2 separate regions of the Homo sapiens genome follow, and region 2 is linked to region 1. Evidence: read pairs that join two places in POLR2A ChIA-PET (ENCODE). Cell type or tissue: HepG2. All regions are shown on one strand. Each heading gives the region's core, and the rest is flanking DNA. Links, peaks and the distances in the headings are about the cores only.

Evidence for each region. Peaks named below come from ENCODE experiments on the same cell type or tissue, not always from the same donor. Only the 100,000 strongest peaks of a DNase experiment are listed, where the experiment ranks them.
Region 2: POLR2A ChIA-PET joins it to region 1 with 11 read pairs; 3 of 35 experiments call an interaction of 5 or more read pairs at or near these places.

The regions. Positions count from the first base shown.
Region 1 is chr5:78,924,340-78,932,527 of GRCh38, reverse strand. The region is part of intron 4 of ARSB (arylsulfatase B); the gene reads left to right. Among named protein-coding and RNA genes, the nearest start is that of ARSB, 57 kb to the left of the region's middle. In HepG2, for the core only: no CTCF peak of the experiment used is centred there; a DNase peak (open chromatin) is centred at 4,757.
Region 2 is chr5:78,755,399-78,763,586 of GRCh38, reverse strand. The region is part of intron 3 of LOC124900191 (a long non-coding RNA gene); the gene reads left to right. Among named protein-coding and RNA genes, the nearest start is that of LHFPL2, 110 kb to the right of the region's middle. RefSeq lists enhancers at 2,349-2,448, 3,044-3,173, 5,860-5,909, 6,480-6,539. In HepG2, for the core only: no CTCF peak of the experiment used is centred there; DNase peaks (open chromatin) are centred at 5,256 and 6,186; H3K4me3 peaks cover 1,339 bases.

The DNA.
Region 1 (8,188 bases), core at 3,578-6,077:
CATGCAGAGAAATCCTGGATAATTGAAGTTCTAGAAAGATAGAGCTGGAAAGGGTTTTAGAGACAATCCCCACACAATGTTTTCATTTTAAAAACAGAGACCCAGAGAGGCTAAGTGCAACCACTTATGTTAGAATGGAGACTTAGCCTTGTCTCTTACACTTGTCCTCTTACCACAGTTAGGTGAGTCCATCTGATAATGATGCAGAAAGGTTAGCGTTGCCTTGATGACTGTCAGAAGGCAGCTATAGGCTGCCTCAGTCACATGGGAGGTAAAGCGGTATCTGACATAATACCCCTGGGAATGGATTCCACCATGGGAGAATGTAGTTCACTGAATTCCAACTAAAACAAAGAGCTATTAGACTGCTCGTGACTTTTTGGCTGAAGTATGCCTTTTTGATACATATGCAGCCATCTTTTGGAATTGGGTGAAAATCAGTGTATTAGTCCATTCTCACACTGCTATAAAGAAATACCTGAGCTGGGTAATTTATAAAGGAAAGAGGTTTAAGAGCCAGTTCCACATGGCTGGGGAGGCCTCAGGAAACTTACAATCACGGCGGAAGGGAAAGCAAGCACATCTTACATGGTGGCAGGAGAGAGAGAGAAAGTGAAGGGGGAAGAGCCCTTTATAAAACCATCAGCTCTTGTGAGAACTTACTCACTATCATGTGAACAGCATGGGAGAACCAGCCCCCATGATCCAGTCACCTCCCACCAGGTCCCTTCTTCAACACCTGGGGATTACAATTCGAGATGAGATTTGGGTGGGGACACAGCCAAACCATACCAATCAGCATAGGACAAACTATATTTGCCAAAGAATAATGAAATTTTGTAGAGTCATGTTTTCATATCACTTCATGTGAAAACATGACTCTCTACAAAATTTCATATTCTTTTCTAGCTTGCATTCTACCCAGAAACCAGTGGTAAAAATGGGCTGATTGTGTTTTTTATCTTTCTCAAGTTCTCCTCCCCTTCCAGTAGAAATATTAATGAGCAGTGAAATGGCCAGAGACAGGCAGCTGGAGGAAGATGGGGGCACTAAGTGAGGAATATGCATTCATGAATGAGCGGAAAATAGATGCTGGTGCTTTTGGTCTGGAATCTTTTTAACATTGTCATTAGTAATAGATTCAAGATAGACATTTAGGTTTCAAAGGGGGCACCAGTATTATCAGTTGAAAAAACAAAAGTGATGCATTGTTTATACTCATCTCTTCTAGAATGTAAAAATGAGGATTTACCCTGTAGTAATATTTCTAAGAAAAAAAATGAAAGTTGGTTAGATTTTAGCTACTAAAGAACCAAAACAGACTAATACTTTCCCATTTTACTCTCCTTGTGTGGGGTTCTCCTTGAGGGCAGTGGTAACTGCTGCACATATGTGTGCAATATATTTGTATCAAGGCATTCGCTCCAGAAAACGAGAGAGAGATTTCCCGGGCTAGCCTTTGTTGGCATTCTGTCCCAGATTCCTCTCCGCTTTGGGGTTATACAAAGATTACTGTGGTTCTCTGACTTGATTTGAAGCTCTGGCTTAGTCAGCTGAGGAAAGACTACAGTCGCCTTCCTCCCCAGGAGTTTATCAGAGACTTGCTCTTCCGTGGAGGGCCTGGGAACGCAGTGCCTAAGCTCTTGGTGGGGGACCACCCCGCTGTGCTTGGCTTCAAACAGGCTGCTGTCCATTGCTTTCAGAAGCATGAGATTGCCCCATCAGGCTTAAAAACAATAATAAAAATATATTTGAAAAAAATCCCCAGTCGCTTCTCTTGCTGTCTTTGGCAGTTAGGTACAAAGCATCAACAAAATGTTGTATACAGAAATTCTGCCTTCCAGGCTTGTTCCTTTCTTACAGAACAATCCTTAACCTTGTAGGACTCTTTTTTCATGTTTTCTTAATGAGAAAATATTTCAGAGATTATTGGCACCACAGGTTTATTCCTTTCCAGTGGTTTACACTCTTAACTGACTGTAATCTTTATGATCTTTTTTTGTATTTTTCTTTCACAGTATGGGCCATATCTAATCAGCCTCTCCTACCGTGACTATTCAAAGAAAAGGATCTTTTTTTCTTTTTCTTTTTCTTTTGTTTCCATCTCAGAACACTTTCTTGTCAATATCTTCTTTTTAAAAAATGAGGATTGTTGTAACAAATTTAGCAAACATTAAGAATGACATCCATTGCCGTGGAAGCTACCAAAAAAGTTATATACCTGTCCTCAAAATAGCCTGTGATCTGGTGAACTATTCAGATACATGCAAATTAGTCAAAATATAAAAGAAATAGAGGTGGGGAACAAAGGGAGTGCTGTGTTTGCGCTGACAGTGCTGGCCGTAGGTTGCCATTTTAAACTCCCACTTTGGTGTCCCCTTTTGTTTGAAGGTCCCTCTGGAGTCCAGAGGTAATAGAGCAGGCTGAGTAGTGGGGCCTAAGGAAAACTCAGGGCTGCAAATAACCCTGTGTACAGTGCATTCAGATCACATCTGTGAGTCGCTGGAGGGAGTGGCCTGACCGGTTGGTGTCTATGGTGGGTTGTGATCATCAGGCTGGTCCCAGGTGAGGTCACCTGACCACTCATTATTTTCTTTTTGGTAACAGAAATTAGTCAGTTAACAAGCATAACTTTAACAAGCATAACTCTACTTGTTATTTAAGACAATGTACTGTCCTGAGGAGTTCTGAAGATCAGTAAGATACAGTCTCCCTCTTTTTTTTTTTTTTTTTTTGAGACAGAGTCTTGCTTTGTCACCCAGGCTGGAGTGCAGTGGCGCGATCTCGGCTGACTGCAATCTCAGCCCCCAGGGTTCTAGTGACTCTCCTGCCTCAGCCTCTCTAGTAGCTGGGATTACAGGCACCCACCACCACACTGGGCAAATTTTTTTGTATTTTTAGTAGAAACGGGGTTTTGCTATGTGGGCCAGGCTGTTTTCTAACTCCTGTCCTCAGGAGAACCACCTGTCTCGGCCTCCCAAAGTGCTAGGATTACAGGAGTGAGCCACTGCGCCGGGCCAGTCTCCTCTCTTAAAGCACACCTAGAATCATGGTAGTGGTCTCTAATTCAGTGTGAGGCACAAGTCTCAGATTCCTCTGTGGGTGAAGAGGGGGTCAGGCAAGTGTGTGGTGTGGAGATTTCCTTTCCCGTGTCTGAGGCCATGATCCATCCCCTGTAAAGACTGTGTTGATTCCTTGCCCTCTAGACTGAAAATCACTTAGTATGAGAAGAAATGTTACCAAAGGGAGTGTGAATTGTGAAGGAGGGACCAAAAACATGTCAGGCACTAGTCTAGCACAATGCCTAGCAAAGAACTCGGGGACTGTGTGAGGTACAGGAGTATGCGTGGATTCAAGATTCAGCTACACATCTGCAGGAGCCACGGTTCCCCAGGTTAAGGGCAGAACAGAAAGATGAAGTCTGGACAGCAGAGGGGTCATTGAGGAGCTTCTTAGGGGAGGCGGGACATCCATTAAACTGTGCTTGAGTGATTGTTAAGATGTAGGTAGGCAATGGACACGGAGAGCAGGACGTTTTGGGCATGGGGAGTGAGCAGGGATGTAGGAAGAGGAAGTGAAGGTGTGTTCTGAGCATGTTGACTAGGCCTGTCCAGCCTTTGGTGTTCAAAGAGGCACACAAGACCACAGGAGAAATGGGGCACATCTTCCTGGAGTGTTCATTTTGCTTGAATATATAGAAGGGAAAATAAATAATTTATCTGGTTAATAATTTAAAACATTGTTATATTAAAACAGGCAAATTATGGAAGAGAATACAATTAATTTCATGGATTTTTGTTAAAGTTCAAAATCTCAGGTTTCCATTGTTTTCTTTTGATTCTTCGATGGAAGAATTTTAAATTCTTTAAAGGAGATCAACTTTATTCCTTCATTCACAAAAATAGCAAAAGCAGCCGGGCATGGCGGCTCACGCCTGTAATCCCAGCACTTTGGGAGGCCGAGGTGGGCGGATCACCTGAAGTCAGCAGTTCGAGACCAGCCTGGCCAACATGGCGAAACCCCATCTCTACTAAAAATATAAAAAATTAGCCAGATGTGGTGGTATGCCCCTGTAGTCCCAGCTACTCAGAGGCTGAGGCAGGAGAATCGCTTGAACCTGGGAGGCGGAGATTGCAGTGAGCTGAGATGGCACCACTGCACTCCAGCCTGTGTGACAGAGCAAGACTCTGTCTCAAAAAAAAAAAAAAAAAAAAAAAAAAAAGCAAAAGCAAATGGCAATCACAGTTGCCCACAGATCCTTACTTACATCATGAGGCACGAGCTATGGTTTCCCTTAGCTCCCTGTGGGCAGTGGGGAAGCAGTCTAGCATGTGGCCATGGGGTTTGCTTGGCTGTTAGACAGCCCTCTTCAGGTCCCAGGCCCTTTGGACCCATCATACTCATCCTGTGCTTCTTGACACTGGCAAATCTTGATGATGGTTAATGTGACTCCCCGAAGGATGTGCCTCCATCCCATGTGACAGATATGAAGTCTGTCTGCGCACAGTCTGGGCCATGGAGTCTGCACTCCTAAGAATGCACAGAGGCCTGGCTGCCTTGGTCTCTTGAGATAATGAAATTAAGAGTCTTCAGAGGCATTTCTTGAGTCTTCAATTTCATCTCCTTTCTCCCCTTCTGGTCCTAAGCATGACATTCCTGTCTCAGCTTTTTCTGGCCCCCTGCTGTCTCTGGATTCTGGTCTTGTGAGTTTCCTTTGTTTGGGTTGTGAATCATTAGGCAATTTAGATAACAGGTTCTGTTTTTCCTAGGCAGAGGCAAACTCCTCTGGTTCAAAGCTGCCTCTGGCCTTTTCCCAGCTTTGAGGAAGCTGCATACAGTCTCTCCAAGCTAGTGTGGCATCAGAGGCCAATCAGAGGCAGAATTGGTGGTGGGTGAAAGAGCCTCTAAGCCTTTCTTTACTATCTCTGTTTTGACTTCTATTCTTTCCGGTGTGTGTTGGATTGACCTAAGATTTTCTTTGTTAGAACACCAAACTGCCCAGTGTTATAGATAGTGTTTTTATACTTTATCTACTCATAAATTAAAGGAATTAAGAAAATGGCAGGAAGAGCTCAGTTATTCAATACTAAATAGTGCCCTGGCCTTCATTATTCAGGGGAGAAAAGGGCCTGGGTCTGTGCTGTTCAACAGGTAGCCACTAGTCATACATGGCTATTGAGCATTTGAAATGTGGTAAAGTTGAATTGAGATGTGCTGTAAGGGTAAAATACTGAATTTCAAAGATGATATGAAAAAATAATGAAAAATAATACCTCCATAATTTTTATATGAATTACATATTGAAATGATAATATTTTTATATATTGGGTTGAATAAAATATATTATTAAAATTAATTTCAGCCAGGCAGGCGTGGTGGCTCACGCCTGCAATCCCAGAACTTGATCACTTGAGCCCAGGAATTAGAGACCAGCCTTGGAAACAGGGTGAAACCCCATCTGTACAAAAAGATACAAAAATTAGCTGGGTGTGATGGCACATGCCTGTGGTCCTAGCTACTCGGGAGGCTGAGGTGGGAGGATTGACTGAGCCAGGGAGGTCAAGGCTGCAGTGAGTGGTGATCATGCCATTGCACTCCAGCCTGGGCAACAGAGCAAAACCCTGTCTCAAAAAAAATTAATTTCAACAGTTTATTTTTATCTTTTCATGATCTGGCCACTAGAAGATTTTAAATTACATTTGTGGCTCACATTTTGTTTCCATTAGACAGTGCTGCTTTAGATGGTAGCTTCATAATTGCAGTAATTCATACCTCTTGAGAGTTCTCCAGGGATTATTTTGTTGAAGATTTTCTCTTGCAATGATCAGGCTGGGTGAGAATAACACATAGTAGACTGTAAGAGTCTTCAAGGCAAAAGCTGTGTCTGTTTAATGTACTTTGGAGGCAGGAGTAGTAAAGTCATTTTGCTTAGGAAACTCATAAACTGGCTTCGAAGGCAATTCCAAAACCAGTTTTGAGCATCATCTTTGAAATAAGGGTATTGCCTCCCAGTGACTCCATTGAAAGATGCAATTCATTTGGTTGCATAAGACTGGGGTTGGAATGTTAAAGAAAAAAAAAAAGTGGGGGAAGCAAGTTTCATTTCTTATAGTCCATACCTCCAGTGGGGACTCAGCATGTAGAAAGGCACTTGGACAGGAACCACGATCATACCTATTGTTATTTCATCAATGCAGAATGCAACATAATGGAGGCAGAATGGGGAAAGAAAGCCTTTCCAGCTGCTTCAAAGAAAACCCAGATGCTTAACTTGTTTGCTGTGATGTGCTATCCTTTCTTCCTTGGTGCCAGAAGAGAAATTATTACAACATATAAAAAATAGGATTATGGCCGGAAGAAAAGTTATTATAACATACAACAAATAGGATTGTGGGATCCTGAATATGTTATTCAGGATCCATATTGTAAAACATATTTTCTTTGAAATTTTAATCATTAGAAACTATATAGTTCAAATATATTCTCAAGGCTAATCCATCCATATTCAGGAATCTTTCTTTTTTAATATTATAAAATCTTTCTATGGACAAACTCACGATTAGTAAAGTATTTCCCCATAAAATAGAAACAATCTTTTTTTCCAAAAAAGAGGGTTGTTATTATTAAGGTCTTTTAAAAATACTTTTTGTTCTGGAGCATGCTTTATCTTCTACTTCTCTGGGGTAGGTTAGAAATAATTATCACCGTTTTGTAAATCGGGAAATAAACACAGGGAAGTCATTTGTCGAAAAGCACAGGGGACCAGTGCCAGAAATGGTTTGAAAATTTAGATCTTTTACTTTCCATTTCAGGTGCTGCAATCATAGTATCACATGGCTATGTGAATAGTAAAGTGTCTTGTTTACGACAGAACATACTGTTCTGAAAAGTGGGGAGGTATATCTCATTTTTAGGGGCATTCCTTTTTCTTAAATTCTACCCTGTGCTTTGCTTAGTAATACAGTTATTTATAAAAATTTATAGAACTGTAACAGAGGTAAAGAATTCTCAATCTTGCTACTTCTTTCCTCCCAATAGTAATAAAAAGGATTTAGGCATCCTTGCTAGCTTCTCGGAGGCAAAGTCCCTGTGAAGCTATGAGACCTTCATTATCACATTCCCACTGCTTTGTCAGCTTATATTTGTGAGGAATTTAATCAGTTTTATTGCTGTATATGACTGGAAATGAATGGCATTTATTTTCTCTGCAGGGATTTATTTGCTTTTTTCCTTGGGTGGCTATTCCTTTGTTGATAATATTTTCCCAAGTCTTGAAGCACTAATTGATTTTGGGACTTAAGCAAGATCACTTTTTACATTGAATGCAGAAACTGTGTTCCTATGGATTAGGGCACGGTCTGTGTAGCCATCAACTGGAGATCCTGCTGAGAACTGTAAATGAGGAAGAAATTATGGGTCATGATAATAAGGTGTTCCAAGTCTCAAGATTCAGACAGGAGCAGACATAAACAGCCTCTTCCTTGGAGATATGCAACCAGTCAGCCAAGGTGTATTTTCTTAAGCATTGAGGCCTTGAAAAACATATGGAACTTTGAGAATATGTTTGCAGGTGTGAAAATAATGGTCGGTGGATCTTTCTCCCTGTCATGTATATATACAGTGTGTAGAGAGTAAGAGACACATTTTGGAAAAGAAAAATGATTTTAATTGTTGGTGTTTCAGGACAATGCTTTGCTTTTAAAGTTACATGTCATTATCTCAACCCCAATTCAGTCTATTCCCTGAAGCACATTCTCCTTGCTCTCTTACTAGTCTTAGCTTTGGGCATATATTGCTCATCGTAGGAACTTGGTAATAAACCTAGATTTAATCGTAACTCAAAGAATACATGAGGACTTTATATCACTTTTTGATTTCAAAGACTGCTCAAGTCAAATGACTGATACGGAAATGTACCAAAAAGATTCCAGGTCCAGTCAATTCCTTGGAAAATATTGTTAATAGTAGACTCAACTTGGCATGTTGGGAACAGGGAGAAGGTGGGAAGCCAAGGCTGGGCAAAGCCATAGATAGGAGGCTGAGCTGGCTATAGGACAGGCTCCAGAAAATTGACAAGGAGTCTGACTTATCACGGCCAAGTAGACATGGCAGGTTTAGGACCCATCTTGGAGAGACTGTGTAGCACAATGATTAAATCGGAATAGAGGCTCTGTAATTGTACAGACCT
Region 2 (8,188 bases), core at 3,820-6,319, 170 kb after region 1:
CCCTAAAAAGAGTTAGGCTTAGAGTGCACAGGACACCAAACACTCAGGCAAAGCCACAAACTGCACATGGTGCTCTCTGCCCCTTCCCTCTCATTCCTCCTCATCTGCTCAGTCCTGGGGAATCCTGAAGGGTGAGAGGGGAAGGGGAAGGGGATTAAGACGGGGAGAGGGCTGTGAGAAGATTAAATGACAGAAGGAGGCTGGGCACGGTGGCTCATGCCTGTAATTTCAGCACTTTGGGAGGCCAAGGCAGGTGGATCACCTGAGGTTGGGAGTTCGAGACCAGCCTGGCCAACATGGAGAAACCCCATCTCTACTAAAATTACAAAATTAGCCAGGTGTGGTGGTGCATGCCTGTAATCCCAACTACTTGGGAGGCTGAGGCAGGAGAACCCAGGAGGCAGAGGTTGCGGTGAGCCAAGATCATGCCATTGCACTCCAGCCTGGGCAACAAGAGCAAACCTCCATCTCAAAAAAAAAAAAAAAAAAAATGACAGAACACGTCACGCTGCCTTCTCCATTGAACATCAGACTGAGCTGGATAGAGAGAATAAACTTAAATTGGATATGAGATTTAAGTTGGGTTTAGACTGGACCTTTATTTATTTGTTTTATTTATTTATTTATTTATTTATTTATTTATTTATTTATTTTTGAGACAGAGTCTCGCTCTGTCACTGAGTGCAGTGGTGTGATCTTGGCTCACTGCAACCTCCACCTCCTGAGTTCAAGCGATTCTCCTGCCTTAGCTTCCCGAGTAGCTGGGATTATAGGCATGCACCACCACATTCAGCTAATTTTTTTATTTTTAGTAGAGACAGGGTTTCATCATATTGGCCAGGCTGGTCTCAAACGTCTGACCTCAGGTGATCCACCTGTCTCAGCCTCCCAAAGTGCTGGGATTACAGGCATGAGCCACCTCCCAGGCCTAGACTGGACCTTTTCATATCGCAAGTGAGACTGTTCAGATGTCTGAACGTGATCAAAGTCTTGGCATTTGCCTGGAGAAGTCACCAAAGAGCAAGTAAGGAGAACTAGACAGAGTCCATTTGAAGACAATGGTGGGAGAGAAAAATAAATGGAATCTTACCGACTTCAGTTTGCTCAATAAACTGGTGATGTGTTTGAGGAAGAGCAATATTCCCATTTGCAACCAGAGGATTTTTCCATTTCACATGCCCAGTTTCTTTTGGATGTTTATAACCAAGGCAGGGCTCCTGCCCTCAAGCAATGCCCAGTCTAGGGAGAAAACTGGAAAGGGAACAAGTGACAGTGTTATATCGGGAAAGTACAGCCCGCTATATGAACAGAGGGAAGGACTACCAATCCAATCTTGGGACCAGGGAGGCTTCCAAGGAGGTGACATCTTGGCTACATTTTTAAGGAGAAGCAAGAGCAACCAGCAAAAGGCCAGCAGTGGAATGGGGAAGTAAAGAAAGTTGCAGAAGGAATGGAAAGAGAGAAGGGACGACTTTGGGGAGTTTTGATGAGTTGACTTTTAGATGTGTTGATCATGCAAGAACATGTGGCCTGGAGGTCAGAGGCCCTGTTCTTGTTCTAGAGATTGTACTACCAGCCACGTGCAGTATTTGGAGCCCTAGTGTTTGATCAGATATCTCAGAACAAATATGTGTAGAAAAAAAGGCCGGGTGAGCGGTGGCTCACTCCTGTAATCCCAGCACTTTGGGAGGCCAAGGCAGGTGGATCGCTTGAGGTCGGGAGTTTAAGACCAGCCTGGCCAACATGGTGAAACCCCGTCTCTACTAAAAATAACAAACAACAACAAAAAAAATTAGCCAGGCATGGTGGCAGGCACCTGTAATCCCAGCTCTTCAGGAGGCTGAGGCAGGAGAATTGCTTGAACCCTGGAGGCAGAGGTTGTAGTGAGCCGAGATTGTGCCACTGCACTCCAGACTGGGTGATACAGTAAGACTCCATCTCAAAAAAAAAAAAACAAAAAAGAACAAGTATGTGTAGAAAAAAAGAGGCTGTGGATACCAGTTGGTCAGATAGGTTGCCTTTGTGAATGCCTGCTCCAAGAACCTCAACACATAAACAGTTGTAGGATCCTGGGGAAGATAACTTTGTAAAGAATGCAACCAGGCAAAGGAAGCCCCCAAGGAATGGATGTTTTAGGGCTTTAGCCCCTGACCTCAGTGCGGAGACTTATCCGTGGGGCTCCGGGTTTAACTAAAGGAGCCACTCTGGCCGGTAATAGACAGATCTGAGACAGATCCAGCAAACTGAGTGGCCACCTATTCCCTGTCCTCATAGGCCCAGATGCAAATCTCAGCTCTGTTTTATCCCTTAAAGAGGCAAGGTGAGCTCTAGAAATGGCATGGCCGAAAAAAGGATAAGGATGAGGAAATAAATTGGGGTTTGTTCTGGTGGCTGGAGCATTGCTGGTGGAAACTGCACCTTTAGGACAGGTTCTTTCCCAGTAGGGGCAGCCCCAGGCTGGTTCACTAGACCACTCACCTGGGGAGAGCTGAACCCCCAAAGCCAGGTCCAAGAGGAAGAAAGCACCAACTCCAAGCCCTTTGGCTCAAGAAAGGTCCTTGACTGTGAACCAACTGTGTGCCAACCAGCTTTCTCCTAAGAGCTGAAGAAACAGCAGTGCCCCTAGAGGCCAAGAGGAATCCCCAATGTTTGAGAAGTGGATGGCAGAGGATAAATGAGACAGAACAGTTGGAAAAGTGGGAGAAAAATAGGAGAGAAAGTTCCCATAGAAGCTGAGTAAGAGGTTTAGAAAACATTGATTAATAGAAGAATGAAAAAGTGCCCATTGGATTTGGTGAGGGGTGGTCACTGGTCACTTTGACAAAACCAGTTCCAGTGCAGCGATGGATTCAGGAGCCAAGCTGAAGTGAGCTCAAGTAGGAAGGGACTAAGCAATTTCAGGTAGTGAGTAGAGACCGCCCTTTCCAGAAGGCTGACTGTGAAGAGGAAATTGAATGCAGAAAAGGAAGTACCTATAGGGACATAGTGCCATAAAGGAGGAAGTTGCTCTTTTTTTAAGTTGGGTGATAGTAGAGCATGTTTGAATGATAATGAGGAAGAGGAAAGGAGAGGCTGAGAATGTGAACAAATGAGGCATAACTGACGGAACAAGAACTCACAAAGTAGGAAGGGATGGCCCTAGAAGAGCACAGGTGTTGCACAGGTGGGGGAATTAGCCTAGGGTGAGGACAGGAGCAGGCTTTCACTAAGCTATGGAAAAAGCAAGGCGCTCAGGAGCTAGGTGAGGATGTAGACAGGTTCTTAATGGAGGGCCAGAAAAATTAATGCTTGTTGCCTTCCTCGTGAATGAGGAAAATGGTGAATGACGCATCAACAAAAAACAATTTTGTGGCTTCAAATTATTTGTATAAAGATCTCATTTAATCCTCACAACAATCCAAGTGGGTCTTCCAGTTCCAAATCTAGGTTATCCCCCAATTTCTCCATTGTTCTCAGCTACCCTGACCTGGCACTTTTTCCTCCTGTAGCTCTACAATACTGGAACTCCCTCAAACTAATCCTTTCCCAGACATTGGCCCAAGACAACTCATAAGTCTCTCTTACAGCTTGCTATGCATTCAGTGTTTTTCTTCCCCTAAAATTCATGTTGAAGCTTAATCCCCAATGCAACAGTATTAAGAGAGGGACATTTAGGACGTGATGAGCCAGGAGGAGGGCTCTGCCCGCGTAAATGAGACTAGCGCATTATTCAAATGCTGGAGGGAACTAGCTTGGCCCTTTTCGCCCTTCCATTTATTTGCCATGTGAGGACACAGAGTGCGTTTCCTTCAAAGGACAAAGCGACAAGTCAATGTCTTGGAAGCAGAGACTGGGCCTCACCAGACACCGAACCTGCTGGCATCTAGATTTTGAACATTCAACCTCCAAAACTGTGAAAATACATTTCTGTTCTTTATAAATTACCCAGTCTCAGGTATGTTGTTCTAGCAGCACAAACAGACTAAGACACAGCTGCTGCCATTGAGGGAATCCGCGCAACAGTTGGTTCTTTCCCTTCTTATCTCTGTGCCTCAAATGTCCCTGCCATCCAGCAACAAGCAGTTCCAGCACAGCCTGCCAGTGTTCTGGTTATCAGTCCTTCTCTGACCTGTTGCACAAAAGGATGTTAACCAAATCCAGACCTACATTAGGCGCATGGTACCAACTCTTGTCTATAGCCAAGGACTATTACCTGCCTTAATGGGGGTTCAACTGGTGGTGATTTGTGTAGAGAACACTTGATCAGTTATCCTCTTACATTCATTTATTTATTTATTTATTTATTTATTTATTTATTTATTTATTTATTTATTTTGAGACGGAGTCTCACTCTGTCTCCCAGGCTGGAGTGCAGTGGCACGATCTTGGCTCACTGCAATCTCTGCCCCCTGGATTCAAGCAATTCTCCTGCCTCAGCCTCCCAAGTAGCTGAGACTACAGGCTCGTGCCACCACACCCAGCTAATTTTTGTATTTTTGGTAGAGACAGGGTTTCACTATGTTGGCCAGGATGGTCTCGATCTCTTGACCTCATGATCCACCCGCCTCGGCCTACCAAAGTGCTGAGATTAGAGGCATGAGTCACCACGCCCAGCCTCCTCTTATGTTTCTTATATGCACTTAATACCCAAAGGAATATTGGGTGTTACGCCCCATACACCATGGGGCTCTCTGATTCCCAGCTGTTGTTGGCCCCATAGTCTTTCTCCTGGACTTTTCCATTCCCAGGTAGCATCATTACAATATATTTAAAGGGTTGGGCGGGGGAGTCCCATGGTTATTAGTTCATGAAGTGAAAGAGGGGAGAAGGGCAAGGTTAAAGTTGCAAAAAGAATGTGAAAGGCAGAAAATTGGATGAGATCAAGGAAGCAAACCTGTGACTATCAAGTCAGGTGACATTTTTCTGCTTCTGTTCAAGTTGTCTTCAAGGCCACTCTGAAAGAGGAACTTTGAAAATAATTTGAGTAATAATAGCATCATGTGACTAAAACTCACATGTATTTTGGTTATACATTCTAATGTGTTTGTTTAAAAAGGTTTGTTATTGTTGGTCATAATTTATGCAGTCTTTCAAACAGTGCTCTGTTAAAATGAGGTTCTTCTAGCTGAACTAGAAAGGTAATTTTTTTAAAAATGTGGACCCAGGATTCAACTTTGTGCTAAGTATGTTTAAACTTTCCAGTCCAAAAGAAGAATGAAGCTTTTTGACATTGTGAATCAACAATGTGGTTAAAGGTCATAGGTTTAAAAAATCCGACACAGTTTAGGTTTGACTCATGCATTCAAGAGGCAAATCTTTTTGACCCCAAGGTGAAGGTGAAACTGCCTTTGCTGATAGGGCAGCTCCAGAAAGCAAAATCACTTTTGTTTTGAAGGCAGCTGTTTTCCTAGATGCTATCCTTTCATTTCAACCAAACAGATTCATTATGCACTGAGCAACGAATAAAATAAAAGCACGGGTACCATTTCCGATCGAGGAAATTGTCCAGGACAATTGTCCTGGACACTCCTGATTACCTCCTATCCCTTCTTTCACTTTCCATCCATCTCAAGGGCCAACCCAGCAGGTTATTTCACCTTATCCCAGGCTCCATGTGAAGTGTACTGAACACAGAATTGGACTTCTTCAGTCTTGATCCTTGGTGCTAATTCACCCCCAGCATGATGGACACACATCCCCAGCCTTCTTGGTCTGGCTGTTTCAGAGAGCACCTCTCAGCCCCTCCACAAGACTAGACTGTGCCTCTCTAGAAAACAACCAGTAACTCTCATCGTCTATAACTCCCGGGCTGGCCACAAGGCCTTATGCAACAGGTGAGGTAGCCGGGAGTCTTCTCCAAAAACACTGAAGTTCTAATTTGCTCTTTTTCCTTCTGAAGATGTCTCCTTAAAGAAGCCCTTCTGAATGCCATGGTGTGTTGGAGATGTGCCTTTGTATCATGAGTTTCACAGCAAAATCTAGCACAGGCTTATTTTACATCTCCTAAGCCCCCAGTGGATATGAGTCATCCCAAGTATATCAGAGTCTCCTAATCCCGCTCACCCAGAGCCCTACCCAGCTTCAGGCTGGAAACCAGCGCCTCCCAGTCCCCATCTGGATGGTGTCAACAACTCTTTCCTTTCATGAAAACCACATGTGAACATAGGTTTTGGGGTTTTTTTCTATTGGTTTTGGAAGAAAAGAAACACATGCAGGGTAGGGGCACCGTCATGTTGTCAGAGTGATGACTCGGCTTCTGGCAAACACTTGGTCTCATGGGAGGCAGAGAAGAGAAGCTCTGGTAAAAATTAGCTTGGAGATGTTCCTTTCTGTAAACACAACCTGAAAAGATGTAAATCGCCGAGTGGGCAGAGTCCTTGCCTGTCCCAAGTGCAGGCATTTATGGTATCAAAGAAAGTTTACTTATAGCCATTTCAACTTGGGTTTCCTGTGAATGAATGGGCAAGAACGTGAGTGGAGAAGACTTGGATGGAACTGGGCTTTCTTCATGTATTCAGCCCAGTAGAAACCACTGCCCTTTACAGGAAACAGTGAGACACTGTTTGGAAGATAGGTCTAGGGACTGGAAGAACTCTCTCACAACAAAGCTCTGGGTGTACCTTGGATTGAAATATGATTTCAAATGCAGTTCATCCCTGGGAGAAGTGTTAAGACTTGCCTTATATTTCAGAGGTTCTTGGACAGCAGGATTTTCTTCCCCAAAATTATGATGCAAATAATTCAAAGTATACAGCATGGTGGCTCAGGCAGCCCTGCCTTGACAACATAGAGCTGGTAGAACACTGTTTTTATTTATAACTTTAATAAGCAAGGCTCTTCATTAGGTGTTATATTCTATGGCTGTTTCCTCTACAGAATATAGACTAAGAGATGCACATACATCCCTACACATAATATATGGTCCAAACTATGTTTAAAGGGCAAAACTCATTGTTTGGACTCGAAGATCTATTACATTTATATCTAACCCATGTAATATTCTTTTTCCACCTAAATCAATCAGTACATTCATTGAGCACCTTCAAGGTGGGCAGTGCCTTCAGGCTGCCATACATAGAGAAGCCTTAGCTGTGGTCCTTGACTGCAGGAAACCTCATTAAGGAGACACCCAGCTGATGAAATGTTAATTAACAGTTCAAGACAGAACGTGATAAGTGCCAAATGAGAAAGGATGGAATGACCTGGAGAAATTCAATTTAGAGAAAATGAAGGGCACATGAGAGAACAGGCTTCCTTTTTCAGCAGGAATCTTGAACCTGTCTCCAGAAGGAAGAACTTCTGAGTTTCAGGAAGGATCTCAGCTCATCTTTAGAAAGAACTTCTAAATTGGGAAAGCCAACATAGTGAGGTTGCCCAAGGCATGCAAACAGACTGAATCACCATCTGTTAGGGAAGCAGAAACAGGATTTTCTACATTGAGAAAACTAAATAACCTTTAAAATTGGCTTGAACCTGTGAAATAGTGACAGGAGCATAACTCAATCTGCACCTCCCTGGGGAGCTGGGAGCTCTGCTGGGCCTCAAAAAGTAAGCAGCCTCTAGAGGGGTAGACCCTCTCCTCCCACGTGCTCCCAGACCACCCACCACTATCACCCACCACCTGTTCCCTGGCAGAGCCCAACCCACAGCAAAGCCATCTCTATGGCAACAGAAGCTGGACACTTACTAAGAAGTCAAGATGGATGCATGCATGGTGTACTTAAGGTCCGTGCATTTCACTGAATGTAATTTTTCTTTTTAAGAAATCTATAGAATATGTAGTCTAAAAAGTACTGATGTCTGCAGCTTACTTTAAATTGTATCAAACAATAAGATGGATTATGGATAAGAGATAAGTGAAAAAACATAGCAAAATACTAATTGTGGAACCTAGGTGGTAGGTATATGCGTATTCACTGTACAATCTTTGGCTTTTTTGTATATTTGAAATTTTTTATAATACGTTGGGGAGAAAATCCATGTAGCTCCATCTGTTGAAGAGCACAAATGGCTTTCGGCTCCTGCATATTTGGAACACCACAGAACATAATAATGTAGGTTTCTTGAGTTCTCACTGTTCACTAAGCACCTTATGTGAACTGTCTCATTTATCCTCCCAAGCACTTATGAAGTAAATACCATCATCTTCACTTCATAGACAGGAAAGCCAAGGCACAGAGAACACAAAACATTTGTCCAGAGTCATGCA